Regions from separate parts of the Homo sapiens genome. Here region 2 is linked to region 1. A link is an interaction called in ENCODE POLR2A ChIA-PET data of the cell type or tissue named here. Cell type or tissue: OCI-LY7. All regions are shown on one strand.

Region 1 (5,000 bases):
CCCTGTCTCAAAAAAAATCAATCAATAAATAAATGAGAAATAAAGGAGATGCAGGTGGAGAGGGAGGGGCCTGGATCCTGGGGCTGTGGCATCAGGCAGAGTCTCAGCTTCAGAGTCAGCGGGCAAAATAGGGCCCCGGGGCTGAAGGGTAGGGTTCCTTCCCCTTGAGCCCTCAGAGAGGTTGTTAAGAAAGAGAGAGGCCAAGCGCAGTGGCTCACACCTGTAATCCCAGCACTTTGGGAGGCTGAGGCAGGCAGATCACCTGAGGTCAGGAATTTGAGACGAGCCTGGCCAACATGGTGAAACCCTGTCTGAACTAAAAATACAAAAACTATCTATCTGAGTGTGGTTGTGCACACCTGCAACCCCAACTACTAGGGAGGCCGAGGCAGGAGAATCACTTGAACCTGGGAGGCAGAGGTTGCAGTGAGCAGAGATTGTGCCACTGGGCTTCAGGCTGGGCAACAGAGCAAGACTCAAAAAAAAGAAAAGAAAAGAAAGAAAGAAAGAGAGAGACAGTTCTTAAGGAATCAGGCTTCAGAGAAAGCAGAAGTGTGGAGGACGGACACAGGAAGGCTGTCGGTTGTAAGAGGAGGCTCTGCAACATCGCCAGCAAAGGCGACCGAATTTCTCTTCCCGGAAACTTCCAAGAAGGGGGCATCTCCGTGGACTGGGTCAGAGACCACCTATCCCTGGGCGAGGGGAGGAAGCAGAGGCTTCAGGAGCTCTTTCAGGGAGCACGGAGGCCAGGGCAGCCTGCAGGACAGAGGAGGGTGTGGCTGGAGGGCCGAGGTGGCTGGAGGACAGGAGAGACTTTGGCCAGGGCATTGGTTTTCCTTACTAGGCTGGGCAGGCTTTCTAAGCCTCTGCAGGCAGCCAGTTTGGGGAGGGGCCTGGGCTTGGAGATTCTCGCTTGGCTCAATCCCCTCTTAGATCCGGGAGCTCGTGGGAGGCTTCGGACAGAGCTGGCCCACTCTGCAAAGGTACTTTAGGATTCTTCCTGGAAAACCAGCAAGAGGAGGAAGCGAACACTGCCAGGCCACAGGCCCAGCTTGGATGGCGAGGAGGCTACAGCGTTAGAATCTGGACTCAGCCACATCTATGCCGAGTGACCGTGGGCAAGCAGAGATTTAACCTCTCTGAGTTTCAGCGTCTTCCTCTGGGAAATGAGGATTTTTTTAAAAAACCACACAAAAAATTTTCTTCTGTCCCCTTCTCCCACTCAAGGTTGCTGTGAGGATTATAATGCAAGAGCAAATAAGCAGAAGGGGGCTGGGTGCAGTGGCTCACGCCTGTAATCCCAGCACTTTGGGAGGCTGAGGCAGGCGGATCATTTGAGGTCAGGAGTTAGAGACCAGCCTGGCCAACATGGTGAAACCCTGTCTCTACTAAAAATACAAAAATTAGCCAGGCATGGTGGCACACACCTGTAGTCCCAGCTACTCGGGAGGCTGAGGCAGGAGAATTGCTTGAACCCGGGAGGCAGAGGTTGCAGTGAGCTGAGATCGCGCTTCTGCACTCCAGCCTGGGGAACAGAGTGAGACTCTGTCGGAAAAAAAAAGAAAGAAAGAAAGAAAGAAAATAGGCAGAAGGGCCTGCCTGGCATAGCTAGGTGCTCAATAAATGTTATTCTTCCCTGAAGGTGTCCTCGGAATTGGTGGCATACGCGAATTGCCTTGGGGGTTTGTTTAAACTGCTGACTCCTCTCCACCCCGGCCCAGCAGGTCTGCCTTTTTCACAACACCCAGGCCCAGGTGATTCTTAGGCAGCAGGACCCCAAAATAGCACCAAAGACGCCAAAAGGCTGTTGCCAGATGGGGGTCCTAAGCAGGTGTGTGGGTAACCCCCTGCCCACCGACTCTCACGCCTTAGGCCACCAGCCTGCAGCCCCTCCCTCCCACAAGCACCGTGGGCCCTGTTGTGAGCTGCCAGTTGCAGTGTGGGTTTTTGTCTGCCTTCCCCACCCCATGCCAACCCGCCCAGCAGGCCCCACTGCCTTGGCAACGCATTGCAAAGTCCACACAAAGGGAAACTGCGCTGGGGAGGCTGGTCCTGCCCGACGCCCGGGGAAGGGTTTCCATGGCAATGCTGACATCACCAGGCTCTGGCGGCTGCAGTCAGGCCCTGCATGAAGGCGCCTGGCTGTTCACACCACAACGACCTTGGAGGAGGGCGACCCAGGGCTCTGCACCGATGCCGGGGGGCGGAGAGGGCCTGCCCCTGGGTTCGAAACCCAGCCCTACCCCTGACTGGCCAGGTGACTTTGAGCAAGACACAGGGTCTGTCTGAGTCTAAGTCTCTTCACCTATAAAAGAGAACTAATGATCTTTACCTTGCAGTGAGGAGGAAATGAAATCATGGCTACTGTGCAGGGATGGGTAAACTGTAAAGGCTGGGGAGCACCCTGAGCCCCGTGACTGCTGGGCCCCTGGGTGTGGGATCCAGAAGGAGAGGCTGGGATTCGGGGAGGAGAAGGCACAGTTATCCAACAACCTCCCCTGCGCCTCCTCTCACTGGGGAGGAGGAGAGGTATTTGGGGAGATGTGTTATTTGGGGAAGAGAGTCATGGGATGGGGAGACATTGGGGCTGGATGGTGGCTTGGATTTTCCGGTCTCACACCCTCAGCTCAAGGATGAGGATTCAGAGGCCCAGGAAGCAGCTGTGACACAGGCCCAAGCTCATATCCCTGCATTAGGATGGAGCCAGGGTGCAGGGGGTATGGGCAAGGGTCCCCTGTGCCCCAAGGGTGGGCCCTCTGGGTGGAGCCATCTCTGTTCTCAGTGGCAGTAACACTGACTCCTCTGCAGGAAATAAACAGTCAGAAGCACAAGGCGGGAGAGGGTGGGACCTTCTGAGATCAGTGAAGCTGTAGGTTGGAGTCCACCCACGGTGTGCTGGGCAGGAGGAGAGCCGGGCAGCGGGGAGCTTGGAAAGGCCTCGAAGGCTTCCTCTCTGCTGCTGTCCCTAGGAGGCTCTCTGAAGGCTCTGCCTTTTCCCAGCTTTGGCTAGGGGCCCCCACCCCACCCCACCCCACATGGTGAGGGTCTCCCTAGGCCTTAGCCACATGGCTTGGGGCAATTCCAGGAGGAGGCCTCAGGTGTCCACAGAGCTTTCTGCCTAGCCAGCTCACCCCCACCACCAGCTTGTCCCCTCCTGTCTGTCCTCTGTCAGGATCTGGGACCTGCCGCAGGCTCTTTATCTCCAAGGGAATTGCTGGGGACTGTCCCCACTCAGTGTCCCAGCCAGGGTCTTACTGTGCCCTGGTGCCCCATTCTGCCAGACTTTGTCCAACTTCCACCCAGACGTCTGTGTCCCACCCTCCCTGGGCCCAAGTGACCCCTCTGGGCTCTTGGCTCCCTTTGCGGGAAGGTGGACCTCCCACCACAACAGCGGTCACTCGTCAGTCCAGAGGGAGGCTTCCATGAGGTTGAGACGGCCATTCTGACCTGAAGTTCCCCTCCCGCGGCAGGAAAGCTGCAGGCCGTCATTCTGCTTCCTCTCCCTGGGGAAGTCGCCCTCCTTCACCTCTGGGGCCAGGGAAGGGGCCCGCTGCCTGGGAGGGGAGGGCAAGTGCTGTCCTCAAAGCTGCAGTCAGGTCACGGGGAAGAGAGGAAGCCATGGGGCTGCCATGTTAGGCAGTGAGGGCTTGCTGGCACTTGCGCGCGCCCGCCTCTGAGTCCCTGGCACCTATGCCCCTCTTGGCCACAGCCTCACTTGTACTTACCCTGCTGAGGCCTCCGGCTCAGCTGGACTGTGACGTGCCATTGTTTGGCTTCGAACCGGTTCTGTAAGGGTGGCCCCAGTCCAGTGTCCTGGGGTGGCAGAGCCACCCATCGGGGTGCCCTGGAGAAGCCAGGCATCTGGAGCAGGAGGTCTGGAAGGCGGGGGGAGGAGGAATGTCCCTGCTGAGATAGAGGTCCAAGGACCCCCTCCAGAAGCCCACACTTTGTGCCCACACAAGGAGCACAAGGAGCCTCAGTGGCTTCTCGAAGCTGCCTGGCTCCATGAAAGGATGGTGGCTGGCCTTGGGCTCTGCGGGGATCAGCCACGTCCTTTCCCTTTGCCTCCAAGACAGAGGAATTGGGTTAAAGGTTGGAACCACCTGGGAGGACACTTCCCTACTCACCAGGTACTGGGCTTTCCAAGGCTGCATCCTCTGCCCCCTCCCCTCAGGGCTGTAGACCCCGGGTCCTAGGCCTAGCGTCCCTCCCTGAAAGTATTTGGGGACGAGCCCAGCTGGCTCGGCCACCTGCTCTGGCTGAATAATGGGCATGCTGGCCTAGGCCTTCAGACACCCTGGATGGGCGGTGGGGGACCCAATTCGTGACTCTGACTTGAGTGTGCTCAACCCAGCACTGATTTACATAACATGGTTTTGCATGAAAAACAAGCCAGCATGCAGTGTGGGGAGGGCCCCAGCTGTGGCCTGCTGTGGGCAGCTGTCCTTGGCCGGCCTCCCCTGTGGCCCTGGCTCCTGCCTTCCCCTGACCTCTGCAGATTCCTCAATAAAGAATCTCCCACCCCAGCGCAGCATTGAGTGGCCTCGATGGGTGAGCACAGGAGCCAACCACGATGGCGAGGATGCCAGACTCCCTCCTGGGGAAATCCTGGGGTCTTCCATTCCTCTGAGGCTGAAATCACAGCACAGGGGCACAGGAAGCTGTGGCGGGGGGCCAGGGCGGGGCGGGGCGGAGCTGTTGAGCACCTACTGTGCATCAGGTCCTGCTCGAGCCTCTTTCATGCACATTGTGTCACTGCACCTTCACAAGACCTGCTGAGGAAGGTAGAGTCGTTTGGGGGTGCCAAGAAAGAAAGTGAGTCACTCTATGGGGCTTGGAGTGCCCTGGGTCTGTCTAATGGACACCTCACTTGCATTGCACGCCCTCTCTGCCTGGGAAGCATTGCCCACCCTGGGTGCCTGAGGGCTCACACACACTGTCTAGGAGCGGGTGAGCGAGGCTTCTTCCTCCCCGAGGTCTCCAAAAGCTGGAGAGAACTA
Region 2 (5,000 bases), 150 kb before region 1:
CTTAATCTTATCCTCTTGCTTTTTGGAAAGACGGATAGAAAGAGCGCTCAAAATGAGGCTGAAGTATCTCCATCATTATTCTAAAGGGGAAATTTTGGATTTGTCTTTTGATTGTTCTTTTTTCTTGCCCCCTCACCTTTTTTTTCTTTTTAGATAACATGATTTGCCTTTTTTTTTTTACTCCCCAGAAAATTAGCAATTTTAAAAATGGCAGTTACTTATCAGTTGTTTTGGGATAGGATGAACAGAATCTTGTTTATTTCCAGTTAATCTCGGCTTGGAGCTAGTTTTGATGAGTAAAATGACAAGGTTTTAGAATTTTCCCTGAGATCGTTTTGAAGTTTAGGTTTATGTGATAACTATTAAACAAGAAATGACCTTTTAATACACTTCAAATGGAATGCAACAATATAGGTATAGGTTAACTTCATGGTACTTGAGGCTTTCGAGGATGTCTATAGTCCTTGCCAGGTGGGCTTTTCTTTCCTGCTTTCCCCTTCCCTTCTACTTCCTTTTCTTTTCCCTTTAACTGATTCCTTAGTGGCATTCAGGACTTTAAAGAGATGGCTCTTCCACACTTTAAAATGACTTCTCAAAAGTGTTTATACCATCTTATGGGACTTAGGCCTTGAGTAAGCTGAGTTCATTGGATATGTTGTTGTACTGAGTTATTGTAAGTATTTTCAGAAAAGAAAGGTTCTGAATTTGTATTATTTGATCTTGGTGTATGTGTGTATATTTTCTAATATTTTCTATGTATTATATGATCAATTATATATGATCTTTATGTTACATGATTTATATTGTAAGTACCTACAAAGATAATAATAAAATTTAGGATCACAGTATATGTAAAGAAAACATGAAATACACAAAGTCATAAAACAGTTTCTGTTCAGGTTCTTGCTGTGGGTGTTAGGCAGGAGAGAATATACCACCAGAAAAACATTCAGAAAATCATTTATAATAACAGACGTAAACTATCCTTTTTTTTTTTGAGATGGACTCTTGCTCTGTCGCCAGGCTAGAGCGCAGTGGTGTAATCTCGGCTCACTGCAGCCCCCACCTCCCAGGTTCAAGCGATTCCCCTGCCTCAGCCTCCCTAGTAGCTGGGACTACAGGAGTGTGCCACCATGCCTGGCTAATTTTTTGTATTTTAGTAGAGACGGGGTTTCACCATGTTGGCCAGGATGGTCTTGATCTCGGGGTTTCACCATGTTGACCAGGATGGTCTCGATCTCCTGACCTCGTGATCTGCCCACCTTGGCCTCCCAAAGTGCTGGGATTACAGGCGTGAGCCATGGTCTTTTTTTTTTTTTTCTTTTTTTTTTTTGAGACAGAGTCTCACTCTGTCGCCCAGCCTGGAGTGCAATGGCATGATCTTGGCTCACTGCAGCCTCTGTCTCCTGGGTTCAAGCAATTCTCCTGTCTCAGCCTCCCAAGTAGCCGAAGTAAACTATTTTTAAAACATAATGGGGACTGGAGGCAATGGCTCACACCTGTAATCTCAGTATTTTGGAAAGCTGAGGCGGGAGGAGTGCTTGAGACCAGGAGATCGAGACCAGCCTGGGCAACATAGTGAGACCTTGTCTCTACAAAAAATCAAAAAATTATCTTGGCCTGGTGGCACACGCCTGTAGTGCCAACTGCTTGGGAGGATCACTTGAGCCTGGAGGATTGCTTGAGCCCAGGAAGTCAAGGCTGTAGTGAGCTGTGATTGTGCCATTGCACTCCAGCCTGGGAAACAGAACAAGACCCTGTCTCAAGAAAAAAAAAAAGCGTAATGGGGTAACATACCTTTGATAATTTGGAATGCTAACTTTTAAGAGGATTTTAGTACATGTTTATAAGCTGATATATGTTAAGCTAACTGTAGTTGCTATAACGAACTAGCCACAAAAATTATATATTAATGACTCAAATGTTATTTCTTGCTTACGTAAAGTTTAAAAAGTGGATGTTTCAGATAAGTGGGTGGCTTTTGCGGAGACATGGGCATTTCCCCCTTTATAGCTTCTAAGTTTGTCTTACCTGCATTAAGTTGGAGGAAGGGTAAAGGGCATGGAGCATCGTGTGTGGAGGGTTTTTACTGGACCAGGCCTAGGAGTAGCACACATCACTTTTACTACTACTTCAGTGGCTATAAGTCAGTCAGAGGCTACCTGCAGGGGCTGGGGTGGATAGCCTAGCTATTTGCCCAAGCAAAAGAGGAAACTGTTTTGGTTAACATCTGGCCAGTCTTTGCCTCAGCTTAACAGCCTTAGTGGGGGCCATTAGTATGTTATTTTGCCCAAGTGTTGAGGCAAAGGAATGATTCTGCCTAAGGCTTAGCAACCATCTGCCTATTCTTTCTACTGTGAATTATCTGAGGAAGAGAAGAGAAGGACATTTTAATGAAATGTCCTTCTCTTATAACATAAATGTTGAGATTTTCTTTTTGATCCCTTACCATTTGACTTTTTCTTTAAAAAACAGGTTATTAAATTAAGACATAATTTGCTCATACTTGTGTTAAGGGATAGGTTTCAAATGACTCTGTTTAAAATTGAAATCCAGGCTGGGCCTGGTGGCTCGTGCCTATAATTCCAGGAATTTGGGAGGCTGAGGCGGGAGGATTGCTTGAGCCCAGGAGTTCATAACCAGCCTGGGCAAAATAGCGAGACCCTGTCTCTATTTAAAAATAAAATAAAATTAAAAATTGAAATCTAATTCACATATCATAAAATCCACCATTTTATTTTATGTATTTATATATATATTTTTTGAGATGGAATTTTGTTCTAGTTGCCCAGGCTGGAGTGCAATGGTGCGATCTCAACTCACTGCAACCTTCGCCTCCCAGATTCAAGCAATTTTCCTGCCTCAGCCTCCTGAGTAGCTAGGATTACAGGCACCTGCCACCATGCCCAGCTAATTTTTTGTATTTTTAGTAGAGACGGGGTTTCATCATGTTGGCCAGGCTGGTCTCAAACTCCTGATCTCAGATGATCTGTCCGCCTTGGCCTCCCAAAGTGCTGGGATTACAGGCCTGAGCCACCGCACCCGGCCAAAATTCACCATTTTGAAGTGTACAATTCAGCGGTTTTTAGTACAATTTTCAAGGTTGTACAATCGCCACCACTAATTCCAGAACATTTTTATCACCCCAAGAAGAACCACCCCCTCATACCTGTTACACTTACTTCTGCTTTTCTGCTTCCCCTTGTCCCTGAAAACCACTAATCTAATTTTTGTCTCTATAGATTTGCCTGTTCTGGACATTTCATAATAATAGGATCATACAATATATGGTCTTTTGTGACTGGCTTCTTTCACCTAGCATAAAGGTTCATTCATGTTGTAGCATGTGTCAGTACTTCCTTCCTTTTCATAACCGGATAATATTGTTTTATGGGATACCCTCCACCCCCATTTCAATTGCCTATATATCCTGCTAGAGCTAGAAACAACCAAAACTCTAACTTTGCTATCTGAAAGTCTGTAGTAATACAGTTTTGAAGAGCTGAGTATAATGAACAACCACTTTGGGAAGATATTCCTTGGGTTTCCTCTTGGCATCTTGACTTGTTTAGTTCCTCATAAATGGGTAAGTAGATAACTTAATGTTTGAACCATCTTTACAATGCTGTGGTTGCCTACTAGGAGTAGGTAGTATATTAGTCATCTTGTTTTATTTGTATAATTAGCTATCAGTGACACATCTGAATATAACTAAGCAGAATGATAAACCTTCTGTTTAATTTTAATGGGAAAGATAAATGAATTAGTTAAGGGCCTTAAGTAAGTAGACTGAGGTGAACAGGCTCTCATTTACTCCTCTACTGGAGTGGAGAGGAAGATGGAAGTGGATATGATACTTATGCTAGAGGATAATACTTAACGTCTAATTTATGTAGATATTTTAACCCTTTTATTTTTTGTCTGCTTTTATTTTATTTTTTTAAAATTCCATTTTATTATTATTTTTTACTTACTTACTTACTTACTTATTTATTTATTTATTTTTGAGATGGAGTCTGGCTCTGTTGCCCAGGCTGGAGTGCAGTGGCACGATCTTGGCTCACTGCAACCTCCACCTCCCAGGTTCAAGCAGTTCTCCTGCCTCAGCCTCCCAAGTAGCTGGGATTACAGGCATGTGCCACCACACCTGGCTAATTTTTGTTTTTAGTAGAGAAGAGATTTCACCATGTTGGCCAGGCTGGTCTCCAACTCCTGACCTCAGGTGATCCACCCACCTTGGTCTCCCAAAGTGCTGGGATTACAGGTGTGAGCCACTACAACTGGCCCTGGCCTGCTTTTATTTTAGATGTTGCAAAATTCAGTATTTTTCCTGTTATTTAACAGGTTACAGACAAAATACATTTATATGAAAAGCTGAGACAGAGGTTAATTTAAGTATACTTTATGATTTATTTTGTATCAAAAACTTAGCGAAAAGATAGACGTGGTCAGCATACAATTTTTTTTTTTTTTTTTGAGATGTAGTCTCGCCCTGTGGCCCAGGCTGGAGTGCGGTGGCACAGTCTTGGCTCACTGCAACCTCCACCTCCCAGGTTCAAACGATCCTCCTGCCTCAGCCTCCCAAGTAGCTGAGATTACAGGCATGCACCACCACGCCCAGCTAAATTTTTTTGTATTTTTTGTAGAGATGGGGTTTCGCCATGTTGGCCAGGCTGGTCTTGAACTCCTGACCTCAGGTGATACGCCTGCCTCGGCTTCCCAAAGTACTGGGATTACAGGCGTGAGCCACTGTGCCCGGCCAGCATACAAGTTTCTAATATGTAACAGTAAGTTGAAAATATCTTAAAATACCACTTTTTGTGCATTAAAAACATGAAATTTTGTGTGTGAAAGAGATAGTAAAAGTTTGAGACCTGTAATTTTAAGACCTTTAGCTCTTATGAAAATAACAGGCATAAACTATGGTAATCTAGACAATGGAATATTAGTCAGTGCTAAAAAGAAATAAACTGTTTGTCCAGGAAAAGACGTGGAGTAGG

What was found. Peaks named below come from ENCODE experiments on the same cell type or tissue, not always from the same donor. Only the 100,000 strongest peaks of a DNase experiment are listed, where the experiment ranks them.
Region 2: POLR2A ChIA-PET joins it to region 1 with 5 read pairs; 2 of 35 experiments call an interaction of 5 or more read pairs at or near these places.

The regions. Positions count from the first base shown.
Region 1 is chr17:50,916,922-50,921,921 of GRCh38, reverse strand. No RefSeq gene overlaps it. Among named protein-coding and RNA genes, the nearest start is that of TOB1-AS1, 53 kb to the right of the region's middle. RefSeq lists enhancers at 3,840-4,009, 3,267-4,186 and a silencer at 4,633-4,692. In OCI-LY7, no CTCF peak of the experiment used is centred here; a DNase peak (open chromatin) is centred at 2,091.
Region 2 is chr17:51,062,888-51,067,887 of GRCh38, reverse strand. The region is part of intron 2 of SPAG9 (sperm associated antigen 9); the gene reads left to right. Among named protein-coding and RNA genes, the nearest start is that of SPAG9, 55 kb to the left of the region's middle. In OCI-LY7, no CTCF peak of the experiment used is centred here; a DNase peak (open chromatin) is centred at 2,207.